Regions from separate parts of the Mus musculus genome. Here region 1 is linked to region 2. Evidence: chromatin loops called from intact Hi-C (ENCODE). Cell type or tissue: left cerebral cortex. All regions are shown on one strand. Each heading gives the region's core, and the rest is flanking DNA. Links, peaks and the distances in the headings are about the cores only. Region 1 overlaps Cyp2c39 (cytochrome P450, family 2, subfamily c, polypeptide 39). Region 2 overlaps Cyp2c38 (cytochrome P450, family 2, subfamily c, polypeptide 38).

Region 1 (11,842 bases), core at 2,635-10,634, 120 kb after region 2:
ATTTGAGGATTTCTCCTAAACGTAATATCCTGCCATATTATGAAGCAAGCGGTAGCTCAGATGATCATCCTTAGAAGGAAACAGGCACTAACATATTTTGGCAAAGAGCCAGATATCATTGTTCAGCCTTACAGCACAGACCAAGATACTTGGCTGAAGCAGCACAGTACGGATTGGTTGTTTGCTCAAATCGGATTTATAGGAACTATAGATAATCATTATCCTCAAGATAGGTTGATAAAAATTTTAAATGTACATGAGGTGATATTTCCTAAAATGACATCCTTACAGCCTTTATATAATGTTCTATTGATTTTTACTGAAAGCTCCTCTAAAGGGCAAGCTGGATATCTTATGAATAATCAACAAATAGTCATAGAGACTCCTGGCCTCTCAGCTCAGTTAGCAGAACTGACAGCAGTACTGAATGTCTTTGAGTCTGTAAATGATGCTTTTAATATTCTTACTGATAGTTTATATGTTGAACAATCAATTCCCTTATTGGAGACTTGTGGTATGTTTAACTTTAGTACGCCAGCAGGATCTCTGTTTGTATAATTGCAAAACATCATTCTTGCCCAAAAACATCCATTTTATATTGGTCATATACGAGCTCATTCTGGTCTTCCTGGACCTTTAGCTGCAGGCAATGATTACATCGACAGGGCTCTGATAGTAGAGGCCTTAATTTCAGATCCTGTCACTTTGGCTAGATGTGATCATGACGAATTTCATCTCTCTAGCCATACCTTAAGGCTCAGACACAAGATCACTAAAGAACAGGCAAGAATGATTTAAAACAATGTTCTAAATGTATTACATTATCTCCAGTGCCGCATTTAGGAGTTAATCCACGAGGTCTTATGCCTAATCATATTTGGCAAATGGATGTGACTCATCATGCGGAATTTGGAAAATTAAAATATATACATGTTTATATTGACACTCTGTACTGGTTAGGTTTGTGTCAACTTGACACAGATGGAGTTATCACAGAGAAAGGAGCTTCAGTTGAGGAAGTGCCTCCATGAATCCAACTGTAAGGCATTTTCTCAATTAGTGATCAAGGGGGAAAGGCCCCTTCTGGGTAGGACCATCTCTGGGCTGGTAGTCTTGGGTTCTATAAGAGAGCAGGCTGAGCAAGCCAGGGGAAGCAAGCCAGTAATGAACATCCCTCCATGGCCTCTACATCAGCTCCTGCTTTCTGACCTGCTTGAGTTCCAGTCCTGACTTCCTCGGTGATGAACAGTATGGGAGTGTAAGCTGACTAAACCCTTTCCTCCCCAACTTGCTTCTTGGTCATGATATTTGTGCAGGAATAGAAACCCTGACTAAGACACACAAACAAGCTGCATGTATGCTCCTTGAAGGATAAGAATGGCTCAGGGGAAAATCTGAGATCTCCTAAAACAAGCACGGCCACAAGCCACCATAACTCCAAGGCAGGACTATGGAGCATAAATAAATTTTATGTCTCGGTCCAGCTATTTTTATTATATAATCAGGGGGGAAATTGTAGCCTCCCCAGCCTGAACCAGGCTGGTACAGACCTTGTAGCCACTGAGGTGGGACCACCTGCAGTGCAGCTTTCAGACTTGGCTGGCTCCTTTTGAAGTGACAACTGCCCTGCTCTTCGGCTACCTGCCAAGAGGCTGAACCTGTCTTCCTGAGACAGTCCTGAATAAGCAAGGAGCTGGGCAACTAAGTGCTGAAGGTATGGCAGCATGGTGACAAAGCACCGGACTGGGTGGCAGGGAGGATGGGCCTTCCCCCTTATAAGCATGGTCTCTTATTACACTCGCGGGCCTTGATCAGAACGTTTGTCTTGGCTTCATTATCTTTGCTCACAGTCTAGGCTCTTTCAGCCCCAGCATGCCTCCTTGGTGTACCCAGTTCATATAGGCCACGGGCCGGCTTATAACAGATTACATTTACTGTTTTAACTTTATTAGTTCCATTATATGAAACAATTCTAATTTCAAGTACTTGTTAATGAGCAATTTTCCACATACTAATATAGTTTTTGTTTCTTAATATCAGAAATGGTTTGAAGTGTGTACATCTTTCAATGTCTTCGATTCTGAAATCTTAAGTCTTTTTCCACTACTATAAATGTGATTATATCTTTGATTTCATTCTAGTTCACTAATTTTTTTTTACTAATTTCTATTGTAGAGAGTCATAACTAAGTTTAATTTTTAACCTTGAAATTATGCCGACACAATTTACTACTATTAGGCTTTTTTCCTCTTTTTATTTATATGGGATTTTTTAATATATGCTTTGTATGACATTGATGCAGTTAATTTTATTGAGGTTAGGTGAAGCTAACATTTCTCTTTCCTGAAGAATATTTACTTATGTGGTTAATGGAGTGTTCTGTATAGGTGTTTTAGGTTTAGATAATTTCTATTGTTCTAAAAGTCATTTATTTACAATCAATTCATTCTTTCTAGATGCTCTATATACAATTGAATATTAATTACGATGAATTTCATACTTTTATTGTAAAACAGTTCATTAGTCTTTGGAATGTCTGCTTCATGTTTATTGAAAGTCACTTATTTAATGCAGATGCATTTACAATTCTATTATTTTTTAATTTAGCACAATTATATGATCAACTTTACATCTTTATTTTTCCCTTTTTTTATTAGATATTTTGTTTATTTACATTTCAAATGTTATCCCCTTTCCTGGTTTCCCCCTGAAAATCCCCTATCCCTTCCCTCCTCCCCCTGCACACCAACATACCCACTGCCACCTCCACACCCTGGAATTACACTACACTGGGGCATAGAGCCTTCACAGGACCAAGGGCCTCTCCTTCCATTGATGATTGATTAGGCCATACTGTGATGTTATCATTGTTCAGATATGTTTCAAGAAAAACATTTTTGAGATAGCCATAGCTTCCCTCTCATATCTAGAAGAAGCAATCTTATAGCAGATACTCTATTCCCCTGGCTCTTACAATCTTTCTTTCTCTTCTTCCAAGATATGTCCAAGTTTTAAATATCAGAGTTATATTGTAAATGTTATAATTTGGGAAAGGGAAATCAATAGTCAATATGAACTAACCAGTACACCTAGAGCTCATGTCTCTAGCTGCATATGTAGCAGAAGATGGCCTAGTCAGCCATCATTGGAAAGAGAGGCCACTTGGTCTTGCAAACTTTAAGTGCCCCAGTACAGGGGAACACCAGGGCCAGGAAGTGGGAATGGGTGGAACCAATAGTTCTATGCAATTTAATTAGGTGATTCTTTCTCCATTTGCTAAGAAATTTATTTATAATAAAGATAAGAATTTTATTAGTTTAAGAATTATTACCTCAATTCAATGGTTGGTTAGGTTTCCAGTAACAGCATGATTCCTATATTGTTGAGCAATCCTTAAATACATGTAGACAGCTGGGTTTTTTTTACTGTTTTTTTTTTTCTTTTTCCAAATTTTTATTAGGTATTTTCTTCATTTACATTTCAAATGCTATCCCGAAAGTCCCCAAACCATCCCCACCCCCACTCCCCTACCCACCCACTCCCACTTCTTGGCCCTGGCGTTCCCCTGTACTGAAGCATATAAAGTTTGCAAGACCAAGGGGCCTCTCTTCCCAATGATGGCCTACTAGGCCATCTTCTGATACATATGCAGCTAGAGACACAAGCTCCAGGAGTACTGGTTACTTCATATTGTTGTTCCACCTATAGGGTTGCAGACCCCTTTAGCTCCTTGGGTACTTTCTCTAGCTCCTCCATTGGGGGCCCTGTGTTCCATCCAATAGCTGACTGTGAGCATCCACTTCTGTGTTTGCCAGGCCCTGGCATAGCCTCACAAGAGACAGCTATATCAGGGTCCTTTCAGCAATATCTTGCTGGTGTATGCAATGGTGTTAGCATTTGGAGGTTGATTATGGGATGGATCCCCAGGTATGGCAGTCTCTAGATGGTCCATCCTTTCGTCTCAGCTCCAAACTTTGTCTCTGTAACTCCTTCCATGGGTGTTTTGTTCCCAATTCTAAGAAGGGGCAAAGTGTCCACACTTTCGTCTTCTTTCTTCTTGAGTTTCATGTGTTTTGCAAATTGTATCTTGTATCTTGGGTATTCTAAGTTTCTGGGCTAATATCCACTTATCAGTGAGTACATATCATGTGAGTTCTTTTGTGATTGTGTTACCTCACTCAGGATGATGCCCTCCAGATCCATCCATTTGCCTAGAAATATTTTTTTCAACCTTTACTGTTAACATGGCATTGAATATGATAATTTCTGGTTTCTCTCACATTTCCTACTATCAATTGTTTTGTTTTGTTTTTTCTTTTCCTGTGCCAATGTAACTGCTAAGCCTATATGAAATGGAATATGGGTGATATACAATAGATAGTTTCCATTTCTAATTGCTTGTTACAGTTGCATAAATAACAAGGTTAATTCTGAGTTATCCAGAATAAATTTAGCAGTTTTGATATACGAAACAACTGTTTCTGCATATTAATAGTCAGCAAGTATATTAAGTGTCTCAGGAAAATCCAATAATACCATAATAATATTGTACAAATCTGAATTTTGAACTAATGTAAATGAGCTTTGTATTAATTTGCTTATTTTTCTAGGATATAACCAGACATTCCCAACTTTATGCATCAATATAGTATGTAGGTACTTCGAGAATTGGTACTTCAAGAATTGGTGTTCCTTTTACAATACTTGGGAAAATCCAATTAGTATTTTTTTAATAAACTGTAGATGCTTGCTTTTAAGATATTTGTAGCTAATTTCTTCCAAATAGCTGCTACAAATTTTTGGACAATCTTCATGATTATCCACAATGAAGTAAACTTGACATTAGTATAAAGCACTACAATTTCTGTTTGGCCAATTCCTGACAATTGATGTAGTCTTATTCTTCCTTTTCTACATATTTCTTTGATTTTTTTTTTTACTGTGTGTGCTAAGTAGATTTTTTTCTAAATGCAAAATAACCAAAATACCATCTATGATATCCACTTTATGTATCTTTCAGTCTCTTTTCTACTAAAGTTAAATATTTCTTTGCTTCCTTGTAATCTGTCTTGATTTGTCTAGAGCTGAGTCTGTTAGTAAAATTTGAAACCAATACTTAAATCTTGAGTAGTTAATACAATAATGTGCCAAAACTATTTAATACCATTTAGAGTTTATTACTATTTTATTCTGAGCTGTACCTTCTACTACTGAATTTTTTGTTGATTTATGATATAGAGAGCAGATAAACTCTCCTTACTGTATTTTTCCAAAGGTAATCTTAAAATCCCAACAACTTGAATTATTTTGTTTTACCAAAAGTTTTCTCAGAAGTATCTGTGTAGAGGTTAGTTTGGGCTATATTACCTTGGCTCACAGTGGATCACATGTGCACACTGCCCTGGAGATATCTGGATTCCTGAATGGAAGACACACACACACATGCACATGCACACGCACACACACCAGTTAATTTTAAAATGTCTTGGCTACCTCAAATGTTGGGTACTCCTAAACTTTTCCCTCCTTCCTTAGGCCCAGTTGGGAACTGGCCAGTGGCCATTTACCTAGATTCTAATGTGGCTCATTGGCTTTATCTCCTAAAACTCCCTTGTCCATCTATATCCAACCACTTCATGGGGATTTCTCCTTCTCTTATTCCCTGTGTCCTAGTCCAAGCAACTTTAAGTGTCCCAGCCCCACTTTCTCCAATGATTGGCCCCTGGCATCTTTATTGGATGATCAAAAACCAATTGTGGACAAAGACCATTAGTGTTTGCACGAGTAGATTTCCAATTGAATCAAATTAATAGAACTAATCTCCAATACCTCACATTTTCTCTAAAGAAAAAAAAAACCAAAACAATAAAAAATAAACCCCCAAACTAAAACTAAACCAAACCAACCAAACAAAAAACCCAAATCAAAACTCTTCTCTCAGACATAAATTGAGTACAGCCACACCAATTATGTAAATCACAGAGTATTATATACAAATAACATCCAGTTCATCATATTTCTCAATTGGATAGAGTACAGTACCATCAATCCTAACTTAAAGAGTTTTCAATTCTATGCCAGAAATATGTTCTGATTGTAGCCTCTAAAACCATCTGAAAAACATGCTTTCAATTATATATATCACCTCTCAATGCTAAATGAGTTAAGTCTGTTTATTAGCCCATAACTAGTCTTCAACCCATCAGAATCCTCAGAACAAACTGAACATTACCTAAGTATATAGAACCATCAAACATAGTTTCTAAAACTTAAAACAAATGTATAGATAAATGACTACCTGGACAGCCCATATTCCTTAAAATGTTGGAATATCTGTCTTTAGCCTTCTTGCCCAGAACCATCTGAAAGACCTTGAAATGGAGCAGGAAGTATGAAGGACTAGTTTGTTCTGTATTGGCAGAACCAAATTTCAACTTTCCCTCATTGTGTCTCTTTTTCAGATAGTTTTTTTTTTTTTTTTTTTTTTTTTTGTAGATAGATGGATAGGCAATTTCTCCCTCATGGCTACATTGCCATGATAAGCAACCTCACCTGTAGGGAAAGGTGCTCAATTCTTCTTTAAAGTAGAATGGGGAAGATTTTAGGGGCAGACATATCTCCTTGTCAAATGATCCTTAATAAGGAAATAAAATTAAATCTCACATTCTGTGGATTTCTGATGTTTTTGAAGACTATCTATTTAAAGTACATTTTAACTGTTAAACCTCAGCTACTCTTAGCCAGTCTATTGGAGGAAGTTGAAAGCACTTTATTATAATTAAATTAGCATCTAACATAACCATGAAATTACTATCTGGCCCTTAACTTGTCTTACTTAATCATCTTAAATAGTTTGTTATAATAGCTATTAGAAGGGCTGTGTCCATGCTTTGTATTCTTGAATAAGTTATATAGGCACAATTACTACCTAAGAGTAACAATGTTATTTTCAAATTTCATATCAATATGCAGATTTATACCCATGTAAGACTATGGCTACATATTGCTTTGTTCAAGAAAAAAAAAGAACTTTGTTATCTCTCTTTTTCCTTCCTCCCTGTTTAAAATTAGGACCATTTCCAAATTATCCTTTAAAATGACAACCTATCTCTAATTTAGAAAACAACCGTAAGTGGGCACCCAAACCCGGGGAGTTGGTATCACAACTCTCCATGTTTTCTTCCTGCTGAATAGGGGTGATGAGAAATTTTAAAGGGGTGTGGAGAGGTAGGAAAATTAGAAAAACCGGTTAGACTTCTGAAAGCCAATTTAGGATGTCTAACCAGTATCTGTTTGTTTAAAGGGGTCAAGGGTTGAGTGAAGTTCTGGCTGGATCTGTCTGAAAGGTTGGATGAAGTGAGACCATCTGGAATCAGTATCAATTTTTGAAGCAGTTTTGGAAGCATCAGTTCAGCAACTTTGAGAATGAACCTTACCAAATCTGTACATTCTATAATATATTAATCTCACAACCAAAATTTTAGAATCTTTAAAATGTTTCTGTGGATTTATCATGGTGCATAGATCAGTTAAGGATTGAAATTTTGTTCCTTGTTTGAGCAAGTGAAAGACAACTGACTTTTTGATGAGTTAATTTTATCAATAACCAATTGTTATAGTTCTTCATTTATGCCAAATGAAGGATGACACTATGAATGCTAAGGATTTCATAATCAGCAAGATTTATTACTTATTTTTTCCTGAAGTTTTTTCTAGAGACAATTTTTATGTTTAAGTCAATTTTTGGGCTATTCCCATGTCGAGGAATCAGTAGATCATGTTACCTGTCTTTTTTTATTTTCTTTAATTTTTTTGAGACCGTTTGGAGGTCTTCCCCTATCATATTTGATCCATATTCCTCCTAAAGGCATCCAAAGTCTTTTCTCCCAAAAGAGCCTCTCTCCCAAAGTAGAATGTCCTTCATCCAGTAACTGGAAATCATTAAATGTATATCTTGACCTCTCTCCCAAAAGAGTTTTAATATAACCATCAAACTCATAACTATATACATTTTTATTATACCATATGTCTTGGGTATAATCTGTATATTCTTTTCTATTCTCAATAAGAATTCAAACTTAAAAATCTCTATCCTTTATCTGGTAACTGGAGGAAGGCAGATTTTATTGTCTGCTTGTCACTATATTCTTCCTAACATGAGACCCAGGATAAATCCTTGCCATGAGCTGTGTTCCTTTGTTCTAGTTTCATGGCTCGCTCAAGAACCATGTAACTCATGACTTGGCTTAGCAGGTTGAGAAACGAAATCCTCCCTCCTCTTAATCTTACCTTGTGGTACATGTGTATTGTCTCTTTCATTCAGGAATCTCTAAATTAATTTAATAGTGAGTTCTCCCACCACCTTATGCCATCTGCAGCAGTGAGTTTGGGTTATACTACTTTGGCTCCTGGCAGATGTCATATATGTGCAGACACAGGAGCTATCTGTGTTCACATATTGAAGACATATATACATGCAAGTTAAGTTTTAAATGCCTTGGTTACCTCAGAGGCTGTACACTCTGACGCCTTCTCCTCCTACCCTAAGCCCAATGTGGAAAGTGGGCAGTGGCCTCTTACCTGAATTCTTATTTGGCTCATTGGCTTAATGTCCTGCAGCTCCTACATCTATCCATATCCCACCACTTCATGGGGATTTCTCCTTCTCCTATCTGCTACATCCTAGCCTGAGCAACTCTAAGATCCTGCCCTGTATCCCTTTGCCTAGTGATTAACTGCTGTCATCTTTATTGATCAATCAAAAATCAAATGGGGACAAGGACCTTTAGTGTTTGGACAAGCAGATTCCTGATTGCATCAAGCATTAGAACCAATACCCAACATATCTGAATCAAAATCAAATAACAAAATATCAACATTGTAATAAAAAATAATGGGTTATACAACTTTCGTATGAGTTCTCTAGTAGTTGTTCTATAACATATTGACATAGAGTTGGACTATTTAACATTTTTTGTAGAAGAAATTTCCATTGATATCTTTTTACAGGTTGAACATCTTTATAACTAGACATTGGAAAGGCATTTTTTTCCTTATCCTGAACTTGCAATGGAATGCAAAAAAAAAAAAAAAAAAAAAAAAAAAACCAGTCCTTTAAAACAATTGCTATCATGGGCCTTGTCTTAGGTAATAAAAAAAAAAAAAAGGTAAAGGTTTTCCAGAATGTAATGTACCTGTTGGTTTAAATCTGTTATCATTCTCCATTTCCACAATTTCTTTTTTATAACAAATACAGGGCAATTTCATGGGCTAGTAGACTCTTCTATATGTTGAGATTCAAGCTACTCTTTTACAAGTTGTTCAATTACTGGAAATTTTAGATTAATTAATGGGTCACTGCTCTACCCACATAGACTTGTTAGTCAACCATTTTATGGGTAGGAGCACTGATATAATTTTAGCTGTGGCCTCCCTTTACTCAATGGAAAGATCAATCCCTGTTGTGTACTGTTTGTGTAAAATCTGCATATTCCTTGGTTGTTCTACATGACAGCTTTCAATACTTTCCTTAGGAGTATGTTCCATTTCACCTCGTATTTTAGGGAGTGTATTTGGTCTTGAAGGAATATATAATCTGAGTTCCCCATAGGTGTCCTAAATCTGTTCCCCATATGTTTACAATTATGTCAGGCACATAAAGCCTTAACTTTACTATTTGACATCTGCTTACAACTTTGATTTATGTGAGATGACTTTCCAATATCTAGAATCTTTGAAGTAGTTATTCTGAATTCCCAGGTTTTTATAAATTAATAATTCCAGTAACTCCTATATCTATCAAACCTTCTATTTCTTTTTTATTAGATATTTTCTTCATTTACATGTCAAATGTTATCTCAAAGTTCCCCTATACCCTCCCCCTGCCCTGCCCACCAACCCTTCCACTCCTGCTTTCTGATGACATTCATTTGCATACTTAATTTTGGCATGTGATCATTAACAATTGATTGCCAGAACAAGTATTATCTAATACTTGTAAACTCTTCCTTTATTCTGACTAGAGCATTTTATCTTTGATACAGAGAAAAAGTAATAGCTGAGCAATCTTATCACCTCTGTTAAATTTCATATCTATTTTAATTGAATTTTACTTTTAATTCATTTTTTACACTCCATATTCCATTCCCCACTTTCACCCCCATGCACCCTGTCTGCTCCACATCGCATGCCTCCTTCCCACCTCACCTATCTCCACGTGGATGCCTCCACCCGCACCCCACCTGACTTTTGAACTCTCTGGGGCCTCTAGTGTTTTGAGGGTTAGGTGCATCATCTCTGAATGAACACAGACCAAGAAGTCCTCTACTGTATGTGTGTTGGGAGGCTTGTTATCATCTGGTTTATGCTGTCTGTTTGGTGGTCTAGTACTTGAAAGATCTTGGGGTCCAGATTAATATAGACTGCTGGTCCTCTGACAGTTTTGCCCTTCTCCTCAGCTTCTTTCACCCTTTCCTAATTCAACTACAAGGGGTCAGCTGCTTCTGTCCATTCATTTGGTGCAAATATCTGCATCTGACTCTTTTAGTTGCTTGTTGGGTCTTTCAGAGGGCAGTCATGATAGATCCCATTTTGTGAGAACTCCATAGCCTCAGTAATAGTGTCAGACCTTGGGACCTCACCTTGAGCTGGTCCAGATTTGGGCCTCTTGCTAGACCTTCTTTTCCTCAGGCTCCTCTCCATTTCTATTCCTATAATTATTTCAGACATGAACAATTATGGGTCAGAGGGATGGCAATCCATCCCTCACTTGATGTCCTGTCTTCCTGCTTAAATTGGGCTCTATATTTGCTTTCTCCCTACTGTCAGGCATTTCATGAAAGGTCCCTCCCTATAAATACTGGGAGCCTCTCACCTCCCAGGTCCCTGGTGCATTATGCAGCCCAACCTCTTTTTTCCTGAGGTTGCAGGTTTACATTCTTTCTGCTGGCCTTCAGGACTTCAGTCCTTTTCCCTCACCCAATACCAGATCAGGTTCCCCTCTCCCCACACTATTCCCTTCCCCCTGTTCACTTTTCTAAATCAGGTCACTCTCTCCCTCCCCACTTGTGATTCCTTTCTTTTCTCTCCTAACTGGGAATGAGGCATCCTCACTTGGGCATTTCAGATTCTTGATCTTTTTGAGTTCTGTGTACTATATCTTAGGTATTCTGTACTTTTCCCCCCTTATATCCACTTATTAGTGACTCCATACCATGCATGTTCTCTTGGATCTGACTTACCTCGCTCAGGATGATATTTTATAGATTCATCCATTTGCCTAGAAAACTCGGAATGTCTTCATTCTTGATAGCTGAGTAGTACTCTATTGTGTGAATGAGCCACATTTTCTGTATCCATTCTTCTGTCATGGGGCATTTAGGTTGTTTCAAACTTCGGGCTATCACAAATAAGGCCGCTGAGAACATAATCGAACAGGTGCCCCTATGGCATTGTGGGGCATCTTTAGGGTATATTCCCAAGAGTGGTATGGCTGGGTCTTCAGGTATATTTATTTCCAATTTTCTGAGGAATCTCCAGACTGATCTCCAGAATGATTGTACCAGTTTGCAATCCCACCAGCAATGGAGGAGTGTTCCTCTTTCTCCACATCCTTTCCAACAAGTGTTGTCAACTGAGGTGTTGATCTTAGTTATTCTGATTGGCATAAGGTGGAATCTCAGGTTCGTTTTGAATTGCATTTCTCTCATCACTAAAGAATTCAAACATTTCTTTAGGTGCTTTTCAGGCATTTGTGATTCCTTAGTTGTGAATTATTGGCTTAGTCTACACCCCATTTTTTGACTAGGCTGTTTGGTTTTTTTGGTGATTAACTTCTTGAGTT
Region 2 (11,842 bases), core at 2,134-10,133:
GAATGGGTGTTGGATCTTGTCAAATGCTTTTTCTGCATCTAACGAGATGATCATGTGATTTTTGTCTTTGAGTTTGTTCATATAATGGATTACATTGATGGATTTTCGTATATTAAACCATCCCTGCATCCCTGGAATAAAACCTACTTGGTCAGGATGGATGATTGCTTTAATGTGTTCTTGGATTCGGTTAGTGAGAATTTTATTGAGGATTTTTGCATCGATATTCATAAGAGAAATTGGTCTGAAGTTCTCTATCTTTGTTGGGTCTTTCTGTGGTTTAGGTATCAGAGTAATAGTGGCTTCATAAAATGAGTTGGGTAGAGTACCTTCTACTTCTATTTTGTGAAATAGTTTGTGCAGAACTGGAATTAGATCTTCTTTGAAAGTCTGATAGAACTCTGCACTAAACCCGACTGGTCCTGGGCTTTTTTTGGCTGGGAGACTATTGATAACTGCTTCTATTTCTTTAGGTGATACGGGACTGTTTAGATGGTCAACTTGATCCTGATTCAACTTTGGTACCTGGTATCTGTCCAGAAATTTGTCCATTTCGTCCAGGTTTTCCAGTTTTGTTGAGTATAGCCTTTTGTAGAAGGATCTGATGGTGTTTTGGATTTCTTCAGGATCTGTTGTTATGTCTCCCTTTTCATTTCTGATTTTGTTAATTAGGATTTTGTCCCTGTGCCCTGTAGTGAGTCTAGCTAAGGGTTTATCTATCTTGTTGATTTTTTCAAAGAACCAACTCCTCGTTTGGTTAATTCTTTGAATAGTTCTTCTTGTTTCCACTTGGTTGATTTCACCCCTGAGTTTGATTATTTCCTGCCGTCTACTCCTCTTGGGTGAATTTGCTTCCTTTTTTTCTAGAGCTTTTAGATGTGTTGTCAAGATGCTAATATGTCCTCTCTCCCGTTTCTTCTTGCAGGCACTCAGAGCTATGAGTTTCCCTCTTAAAAATGCTTTCATTGTGTCCCATAGGTTTGGGTACGTTGTGGCTTCATTTTCATTAAACTCTAAAAAGTCCTTAATTTCTTTCTTTATTCCTTCCTTGACTAAGGTATCATTAAGAAGAGTGGTGTTCAGTTTCCATGTGAATGTTGGCTTTCCATTATTTATGTTGTTATTGAAGATCAGTCTTAGTCCATGGTGGTCTGATAGGATACATGGGACAATTTCAATATTTTTGTATCTGTTGAGGCCTGTTTTGTGACCAATTATATGTTCAATTTTGGAGAAGGTACCATGAGGTGCTGAGAAGAAGGTATATCCTTTTGTTTTAGGATAAAATGTTCTGTAGATATCTGTCAGGTCCATTTGTTTCATAACTTCTGTTAGTTTCACTGTGTCCCTGTTTAGTTTCTGTTTCCATGATCTGTCCATTGATGAAAGTGGTGTGTTGAAGTCTCCCACTATTATTGTGTGAGGTGCAACGTGTGCTTTGAGCTTTACTAAAGAGTCTTTAATGAATGTGGCTGCCCTTGCATTTGGAGCATAGATATTCAAAATTGAGAGTTCCTCTTGGAGGATTTTACTTTTGATGAGTATGAAGTGTCCCTCCTTGTCTTTTTTAATAACTTTGGGTTGGAAGTCGATTTTATCCGATATTAAAATGGCTACTCCAGCTTGTTTCTTCAGACCATTTGCTTGGAAAATTGTTTTCCAGCCTTTCATTCTGAGGTAGTGTCTGTCTTTTTCCCTGAGATGGGTTTCCTGTAAGTAGCAGAATGTTGGGTCCTGTTTGTGTAGCCCATCTGTTAGTCTATGTCTTTTTATTGGGGAGTTGAGACCGTTGATATTAAGAGATATTAAGGAAAAGTAATTGTTGCTTCCTGTTGTTTTTGTTGTTAAAGTTGGCATTCTGTTCTTGTGGCTGTCTTCTTTTAGTTTTGCTGAGGGATTATCTTCTTGTTTTTTCTAGGGCGTGGTTCCCATCCTTGTATTGGTTTTTTTCTGTTATTATCCTTTGAAGGGCTGGATTCGTGGAGAGATAATGGGTTAATTTAGTTTTGTCGTGGAATACTTTGGTTTCTCCATCTATGGTAATTGAGAGTTTGGCTGGGTATAGTAGCCTGGGCTGGAATTTGTGTTGTCTTAGTGTCTGTATAACATCTGTCCAGGCTCTTCTGGCTTTCATAGTCTCTGGTGAAAAATCTGGTGTAATTCTGATAGGCTTGCCTTTATATGTTACTTGACCTTTTTCCCTTACTGCTTTTAGTATTCTATCTTTATTTAGTGCATTTGTTGTTCTGATTATTATGTGTCGGGAGGAATTTCTTTTCTGGTCCAGTTTATTTGGAGTTCTGTAGGCTTCTTGTATGTTCATGGGTATCTCTTTCTTTAGATTTGGGAAGTTTTCTTCAATAATCTTGTTGAAGATGTTTGCTGGTCCTTTGAGTTGAAAATCTTCATTCTCATCAATTCCTATTATCCGTAGTTTCGGTCTTCTCATTGTGTCCTGGATTTCCTGGATGTTTTGAGTTAGGATCTTTTTGCATTTTCCATTTTCTTTGATTGTTGTGCCGATATTCTCTATGGAATCTTCTGCACCTGAGATTTTCTCTTCCATTTCTTGTATTCTGTTGCTGATGCTCGCATCTATGGTTCCAGATTTCTTTCCTAGTGTTTCTATCTCTACTGTTGCCTCACTTTGGGTTTTCTTTATTGTGTCTACTTCCCTTTTTAGGTCTTGGATGGTTTTATTCAATTCCATCACCTGTTTGGTTGTGTTTTCCTGCAATTCTTTAAGGGATTTTTGTGTTTCCTCTTAAAGTCTTCTACCTGTTTGGTTATGTTTTCCTGTAATTCTTTAAGGGATTTTTGTGTTTCCTCTTTAATGTCTTCTACTTGTTTAGCAGTGTTCTCCTGTATTTCTTTAAGTGAGTTATTTAAGTCCTTCTTGATGTCCTCTACCATCATCATGAGATATGCTTTTAAATCCAGGTCTAGCTTTTCAGTTGTGTTGGGGTGTCCTGGACTGGGCAAAGTGGGAGTGCTGGGTTCTGATGATGGTGAGTAGTCCTGGTTTCTGTTAGTAAGATTCTTACGTTTACCTTTCGCCATCTGGTAATCTCTGGAGTTAGTTGTTATAGTTGTCTCTCTTTAGAGATTGTTCCTCTGGTGATTTTGTTACACTATATCAGCAGACCAGGGAGACTAGCTCTCTTCCCTGAGTTTCAGTGGTCAGAGCAGTCTCTGCAGGCAAGCTCTCCTCTTTCAGGGAGGTGCACAGTTATCTGGTGTTTGAACCTCCTCCTGGCCGAAGATGAAGGCCCAAAACAGGATTTTTCCCAGAAGCTGTGTTGCTTTGGCCTGCAGACTGCCCACTGCGGAGTCCCAGAATCAAGGTGGCCCCCGAGGAACGTGAGGCAGAAGCCTCACGGGCTGTGCGGACACCTGTGCTCTGACCAGGAAGGTGGCAGGTTGTCTGGAGCCGAAAATGGCGCCGCCTCAGAGGCTCTGTGGCTCTCGCCCGGTCCAGACGCTGCTAGCCTCTGTGTTCCACACTCTCACCCGCAGACCTCCGGCCGCGGGGTCTCGGAACCAAGGTGACCCCCACGGAACGTGAGGCAGAAGCCTCCCGGGCTGTGCCCCAATTGAGAAATATGATGAACTGGATGTTATTTGTATATAATACTCTGTGATTTACATAATTGTTGTGGTTGTCCACAATTTATGTCTGAGAGAAGAGTTTTGTTTTGGGTTTTTTGTTTGTTTTGATTTAGTTTTAGTTTTTTTGTTTTGTTTGTTTTGGGGTTTTCTTGGAGAGAAAAATGTGAGGTATTAGAGATTGGTTCTATTAATTTGATTCAATTGGAAATCCACTCGTCCAAACACTAATGGTCCTTGTCCACAATTGGTTTTTAATCATGCAATAAAGATGCCAAGGGAAAATCATTGGAGAAAGTGGGGCTGGGGCACTTAAAGTTGCTTGAGCTAGGACACAGGGGATAGGTAAAGGAGAAATCGCCATGAAGTAGTTGGATATAGATGGACAAAGGAGCTTCAGGAGATAAAGCCAATTGGCCACATTAGAATCAAGGTAAGAGGCCACTGGCCAGTTCCCAACTGGGCCTGGGGAAGGAGGGAAAAGTTTAGGAGTACTCAGCATTTGAGGTAGCCAAGACATTTTAAAGTTGTGTGTGTTTGTGTGTGTGTGTGTGTCTTCCATTCAGGAATCCAGATATCTCCAGGGCATTGTGTACATGTGATCCACTGGGAGCCAAGGTGGTGTAATCCAAACTAATCTTTACACAGATACTTCTGAGAAAACTTGGTAAAACAAAATAATTCAACCTTGTTGGGATTTTAAGAATGCCTTTAGGAAAAAAAAAATACAGTAAGGAGGGTCTATCTGCTGTTTATATCATAAGTCAACAAAAAAATCAATGGCAAAAAGTATAGTTCAGAATAAAATCGAAATAAACTCTAAATGGTATTAAATAGTTTTGGCACATTATTGTATAAAGTACTCAAGAGTTAAGTAATTGGTTTCAAATGTTACTAACAGACTCAGCCCTAGTCAATCCAAGACAGATTACAAAAGAAGCAAAGAAATATTAAATTTCAGTAGAAAAGAGACTTCAAGATTCATAATGTGGATTGCATAGATGGTATTTTGGCTATTTTGCATTTAGAAAAAAAATCTACTTAGCACACACAGTAAAAAATCAAAGACATATGTAGAAAGCGAAGACTAAGACTACATCCATTGTCAGGAATCGACGAAACAGACACTGTAGTGCTTTATACTAATGTCAAGTTTACTTCATTGTGGGTAATCAGTGAAGATGATCAAAGAACTTGTAGCAGCTATTAGGAAGAAATTAACTACAAATATCTTAAAAGCAAGCATCTACAGTTTATTAAAAAAAATAGTAACTGGATTCTCCCAAATATTGTTAAAGGAACACTAATTCTTGAAGTACCTACATACTACATTGATGCATAAAGTTGGAAATATCTGGTTATAACTCAGAAAAATAAGCAAATTAATAAAAAAGCTCACATACATTAGTTCAAATTCAGATTTGTACAATATTATTATGATATTATTGGATTTTCCTGAAACACTTAATATACTTGCTGACTATTAATATACAGAAACAGCTGTTTTGTATATGAAAATGCTAAATTCATTCTGGATAACTCAAAATTAACCTTGTTATTTATGCAACTGCAACAAGCAATTAGAAATGGAAACTATCTATTGTATCTCACCCATATTCCATTTCATATAGGCTGACCAGTTCCATTGACACAGGAAATGAAAAAATCAATTGATAGTAGGAAATGTGAGAGAAACCAGAAATTTTCATATTCAATGCCATGATAACAGTAAATGTTGAATAAAATCTCTTCTGTCAGCTGGCAACAAAACAAGGAAATTATTGTAAAATATCCTACTTGTCCTTTCTATAATCAAACTTCATTATCTGCTGCAAGCAACCAAAAGAAATAAAATCTAGCAGATTTGTTTCATTTTGTTTTATTTTGCAGAATTTAGAAAACTAAAGTTTATACACCGTACCAATGATACATACTCAAGCTTTCCATGTGAAAATGCTGTGACTTCTGAAATGGTTTCTCTGACAGTTAACCATTTACTGGAAGTAAATGACTATTGTAGGGATAATGGTACAAACTAAGACTGAAAATGCCCCCAATTATGTCTCCAATAAGATGAAGCAATTCTTTTCATAGTATAACATAAAGCACAATACTGGTAACCACACAATTCTACAGGACACGGAGTCATAGAAAGTTCTAATGCATTTTAAAATAAATGCATATAAAACAAAAAGAAGAATAAAGACCCCCATGGATGGATTAATACTGCTCTGTTAACTTTAGACTTTCTGGATATTAATGAAGCAATCACAGGAGGGGGAAATGAGGGGGGAACATGGGTGGTAAAGGGAACAGGGAGTGGAAGAGGAGAACATAATCAGGTATTGAGTGGGAGAAAATGACAGAAGCCCTGAGGGCCAGCAGAAAGAATGGAAACAGACAACTCTGGAGGTAGAAGGTAGAAGAACCCCCTAGAATGTTCCAGAGACCTGGGAAGTGAAAGACTCTCAGGACTCAAAGGGTGGACTCATAGATGACGTGCCCTACATTGGGGAGAGGCAACTTGTAGAGCCTTCTTCTAGTAGAAAGATGGGCATTGAGTGGATGGATGGGTTTTGCCATCCCACAGTCAAAACTCTGACCCAGAATTGTTAATGTCTGAAAGAACTGTAGGGACAAAAATGGAGAAGAGGCTGAGAAAAAGGGATTTCAGTGACAGATACAAACTGGGTTCCAGCTCAAGGGGAGCACCCAAGGCCTGACACTATTACTGGTGCTATGGTGTGCTTACAGACAGGAACCTAGCATGGCTGTCCTCCTAGAGGCCCAACAAGCAGCTGGCAGAGACATATGCAGATATATATACCCATCTAATGGACAGAAGCTGATGACCCCTGTGGTTGAATTAGGGGAAAGCTGGAAGAAGCTGAGGAGGGGGGCAACCCTATAAGAAGACCAACAGTCTCAAATAACCTGGACTTCTGAACTCTCTGAAACACCAACCAAGCAACATATACCAGCTGATATGAGGCCCCTAACACATATACTGCAGAGGGCTTCTGGGTCTGGTCTCAGTGAGAGAAGATGTACTTAACTCTCATGAGACTTAAAGCCCCAGTGAGTGAGTACATGTGGTGGGGTGGGGTTGGAGTGGGAAAGGAACATCCTCTTGGAGACAGGGGGAGGAGGAGGTATGGGATGTGGAGCAGTCAGAGGTTAGAATATGAGAGGGATACAGTCTGCACTGTAAAACAAAATTGAAGATTAAATTCTAAAAAGGAAGTAAAAAAGGTAAAATTAAAGGCTCCCATGAGTGGATTAAATAGTGCTCTGTTTACTTTAAACTTCCTGAACTTTAATGAGAAAGGTACAACAGCAGCTGAGAGACATTGAGAAATGGATGAAGACATAGAACTCTCAGCTCTGCCTGTGCCATGCTTGCCAGCCTGGATACTGCTATGCTCCCACCTTGATGATAATGGACTGAACCTCTGAAGCTGTAAGTCAGCCCCAAGTGAATGTTGTTTTTTATAAGACTTGCCTTGGTCATGTTGTCTGTTCACAGCAGTAAAACCCTAACAAAGACAACTATGGAATTCAATCACGCTATATAATATGAGAACATGTTAAAATCAGAATGAAAGTCAGAGAAGGTTTTCTGTTGAGGGTATGGATTTGTATATATTTCCACACAAAAACATAGGTATAAATACTATCAAAACTAAATAAGCTCAAGGGTTAGCATAGGAGGTCTTCAGGAAACCTTAACCTCTGACTCAAAAAGTAGAAAGAAGAGAGCCTGACAATCCACTGCCTTCCCCCTAAAAGCCAAGAAAGCCTACATAAAAAACACTTACCACCTAACCACTGAGAGCTGCGAGCTGGACTCTGGACTCCTACAATCCAAAGCCTCAGCCATAAAGAAGAACAATAGACCTATGAACAGGATATTAAGACAGAATATGCTGAATAATGCATCTTGCATGACCAAGTTGGACAAGCCGCAGGATCACAGAGCTAGGAGCAGAGATTAAGAAGCTTCACCAACTTTGGTACCTGGTATGTGTCTAGAAATTTGTATATTTCATCCAGATTTTCCAGTTTTGTTGAATATTAGCTTTTGTAGTGGAATATGATGGTTTTTCTTAATTTCTTTGGTTTCTGTAAGTCTCCCTTTTCAACTCTGATTTTGTAAATTTAGATACTGTCTCTGTGTCCTCTGGTTAGTCTGGCTAAGGGTATATCTATCTTTTTGATTTTCTCAAAGAACCAGCTCTTGGTTTTGTGGATTCTTTGTACAGTTCTTTTTATTTCTGTTTGGTTGATTTCATCCCTGAGTTTGAGTATTTCCTGCCATTTACTTCTCTGGGGTGTATGTACTTCTTTTTGTTGTAGAGATTTAAGGTGTGCAGTCAAGTTGCTTGTGTATGCTTTCTTTAGTTTCTCTTTGGAGGCACCCAGAGCTATGAATTTTCTTCTTAGCAGTGTTTCCATTGCATCTGATAATTTCGGGTATGTCATGCCTTCATTTTCATTAATTCTAAAACGTCTCTAATTTCTTTATTTCTTCCTTGACCATGTTAATATTGAGTAGAGTGTTGTTCATCTTCCATTTGTATGTGGGATTTCTGTTGTTTTTATTGTCATTAAAGACTAACCTTAGTCCATGGTAATCAGATAGGATGCATGAGATTGTGTTAGTCTTCTTGTACCTGTGGAAACCTGTTTGACAACTAATTGTATTGTCCTTTTTGGAGAAGGTACCATGAGTTGCTGAAAAGAATGTATATTCTTGTTTTTTAGGATGAAATGTTGTATAGTATCTATTAAATCCATTTGGATTCATAACTTCTGTTAGTTTCCCTGTGTCTCTGTTTAGTTTCTGTTTCCATGATATGTCCATTCCTGAGAGTGGCATTATGAAGTCTCCCATGATTACTCTTTGAGGTGCAATATATACTTTTAGCTTTAGTAAAGTGTCTTTTATGAATAAAGGTGCCTTTTCATTTGGAGCACAGATGTTCAGAATTGAGAGTTCATGTTCATAGTTCTTTTCCTTTAATGAGTATGAAGTGTCCTTTCTTATATTTTTGAAAACTTTTGATTGAAAATTGATATTATTTGATATTAGAATGGATTCTTCATCTTGTTTCTTGGGACCATTTGCTTGGAAAATTGTTTTCCAAACTTTTACTCTGAGGTAGTATCTGTTTTGTTACTGTGGTGTGTTTCCTGCATGTAGAAAAATGCTGGGTCATGTTTACATATCCAGTCTGTTAGTCTATGTCTTTTTATTGGGGAGTTTTATTGGGGAGTGTTGGAGCTTTCCATCTCTTATCTTTAGTAGAGCTGGATTTGTGAAAAGTTACTGTGAAAATTTGACTTTGTTATGGAATATCCTGGTTTTTCTATCTATGGTAATTGTGGGTTTTGCTGGATACAGTGGCATGGGTTGGAATTTGTGTTCCCTTAGAGTCCGTATGGCTTTTGCTGAGGATCTTCTAGCTTTCATAGTCTCTGTCAGATAAACCATCTAAATAGTCCTATAACCATGAAAGAGATAGTAGAAATCATTGAAAGTCTAACAACCAAAAAAATTAAAATAGCCCATGATTTTAGTTCAGGATTCTATGAGATCTTCAAAGAAGACAAAATACCAATACTCTCCAAAGTATTCCACAAAATTTATACAGAATAAACACTACCCAATTAGTTCTATGAAACTAAAATTTTGCTTATACCTAATCCACACAAAGACCCAACAAAGGAACAGAACTTCAGACAAAATTCTCTCATGAATATCGATGCAAAAATACTCAATAAAATTCTCACAAACTGCATCTAAGAACATATCAAATTAATAATGCATCATGATGAAGTAGAATTCATCACAGGGATACAGGAATGGACCAATATATGGAAATCTATTTATGTAATCCAATATATTAACAAACTCAAAGAAAAAAATCCCATAGATAATCTCATTAGATACTGATAAATCCTTTGACAAAATTCAACAAGCCTTCATAATAAAAGTCTTGGAAAGATCAGAAATTCAAGGCCCATACCTACATTTGGTAAAAGCAATATACAGCATACCAGTAGCCAACATCAAGATAAATGGGTAGAAAGTTGAAGCAATTCCACTAAAATCAGTAAAAAGACATGCCTGCACACCCATCCCTACCTATTCAATACAATAATTGAATTCCTAGCCAAAGCAATTAGACAACAAAGGGAGGTAAAAAAATACAAATTGTAAAGGAAGAAGTCAAAATATCTCTATTTGCAGATAATAAGATAGTATACATAAAGGACCACAAAAATTTTTACCGCAGACCTCCTAAGCCAGATAAACAAAGTCAGCAAAGTAGCTTGATATAATAATGCCAAACAAATCAGTACACTTCCTCACCACAAAGGATAAACTGAGTGAGAAAGAAAATAGGGCCCCCAATGAAGGCGATAGAGAAAGTACCCAAGAAGCTAAAGGGGTCTGCAATTCTATAGGAGGAACAACAATATGAACTAATCAGTACCCCACAGAGCTCATGTTATGTAGCAGAAGATGGCCTAGTCAGCCACCATTGGGAATAAAGGTCCCTTGGTCTTGCAAACTTTAAATGCCCCAGTACAGGGGAATGCCAGGGCCAAGAAGTGGGAGTGGGTGGGTAAGGGAGCAGGGTAGGGTGGGTATAGGAAACTTTCGGGATCACATTTGAAATGTAAATGAAGAAAATATTTAATAAAAAATGTAAAAAAAGAAAATTGGACATACTACTACCAGAAGATCCAGCAATACCTCTCCTGGGCATATACCCAGAATTTGTTCCAACTTGTAATAAGGACACATGTTCCACTATGTTCAGAAGAGCCTTATTTATAACAACCCAAAGCTAGAAGAACCCAGATGTCCCTCAACAGAAGAATGGATACAGAAAATGTGGTACATTTACACAATGGAGTATTGCTCAGCTATTAAAATAATGAATTTATGAAATTCTTATGGAAATGTATATATCAGAAGGATATCATCCTGAGTGAGGGAACCCAATCACAAAAGAACACACATGATATGCACTCATTGACAAGGAGAAATTAGCCCAGAAATTGAGAATACCCAAAATACAATTTGCAAAAAACATGAAACTCAAGAAGCAGGAAGACCAAAGTGTGGATACTTCGTTCGTACATAAAATAGGGAACAAAAGACCAATGGATGGAGTTACAGAGACAAAGTTCAGAGCAGAGCCTGAATGAATGACCATCCAGATACTGTCCAACTTGGGGATCCACCCCATAAACAACCACCAAACTCAGACAATAGGCAGATGCCAACAAGATCCTGCTGACAGGAGCCTGATATAGCTGTCTCCTGCAAGGCTCTGCCAGTGCCTGGCAAACACAGAAGTGGTTGCTCACAGTCATCCATTGGATGGAGCACAAGGTTCCCAGTGAAGGAGTCGGAGAAATACCCAGGGAGCTGAAGGCTACTGAAGCTCCATAGAAGGAACATCAATATGTACTAACCAGTACCCTCAGGGCTCCTTGGAACAATATCACCAATCAAAGAAAACACATGATGAAACTTGTGGCTCTCCCTATATTTGTAGCAGAGGATGGCCTACTAGGTCATCAATGGGAGGAGAGGCACTTGGTCCTGTGAAGGCTCTATGCCACAGTATAGGGGAATCCCAGGACCAGGAATGGGAGTGGGTGGGTTAGGGAGCAGGAGGAAGGGGGAGGGGATAGGTGATTTTAGGAGGGGAAACTAGGAAAGGGGATAACATTTGAAATGTAAATAAAGAAAATATCTAATAAAAAATTACAAAAAAAAACCCCAATGACTTCATAAAATTTGCAGGGAATGTAACTTGATTTATTTTTTGAAACTATCCATGTAAGTGATTAGAAAGACTTGTCAACTGACTTTTTATAATTCTTATCCTTTAAAACTGCATCACCCCATGACCTTTATTGTCTGTTGCCTCCTAGAGTATTGGGAACGGGAGAGGGTATAAAAAGCCAGCAGAGCCTGCGAGTTGGCTAGAAGGACTGGGCAAAAGGCAGGAGAAGTATCCAAGAGACTGAAGAGTAGAGTCAGAGAGTAGAAGAGAAGATTGCTGGAGACAAATGAGCTACGAGAAGCTGAGCTGTGTCAGAGACTATATTGCCAAGAAACAGGAAAAAAAAACCCAACTATAAGCAAAGTAGCAAAATAAAGAAGAAAAAAAAAACCTAAAAGCTACAGGAAAGCAGTGATCAGTAGTGGATG

What was found. A loop is a pair of places that touch in the nucleus more often than their neighbours do. Peaks named below come from ENCODE experiments on the same cell type or tissue, not always from the same donor. Only the 100,000 strongest peaks of a DNase experiment are listed, where the experiment ranks them.
Region 1: it touches region 2 in a loop (12-fold over the local background); 8 of 42 quality-filtered maps call a loop at or near these places.

The regions. Positions count from the first base shown.
Region 1 is chr19:39,543,889-39,555,730 of GRCm38, forward strand. The region is part of intron 5 of Cyp2c39 (cytochrome P450, family 2, subfamily c, polypeptide 39); the gene reads left to right. Among named protein-coding and RNA genes, the nearest start is that of Cyp2c39, 39 kb to the left of the region's middle. In left cerebral cortex, for the core only: no CTCF peak of the experiment used is centred there; no DNase peak of the experiment used is centred there.
Region 2 is chr19:39,423,257-39,435,098 of GRCm38, forward strand. All of the region lies in intron 5 of Cyp2c38 (cytochrome P450, family 2, subfamily c, polypeptide 38), which reads right to left. It also overlaps a transcript of Cyp2c39 not described here. Among named protein-coding and RNA genes, the nearest start is that of Cyp2c38, 34 kb to the right of the region's middle. In left cerebral cortex, for the core only: no CTCF peak of the experiment used is centred there; no DNase peak of the experiment used is centred there.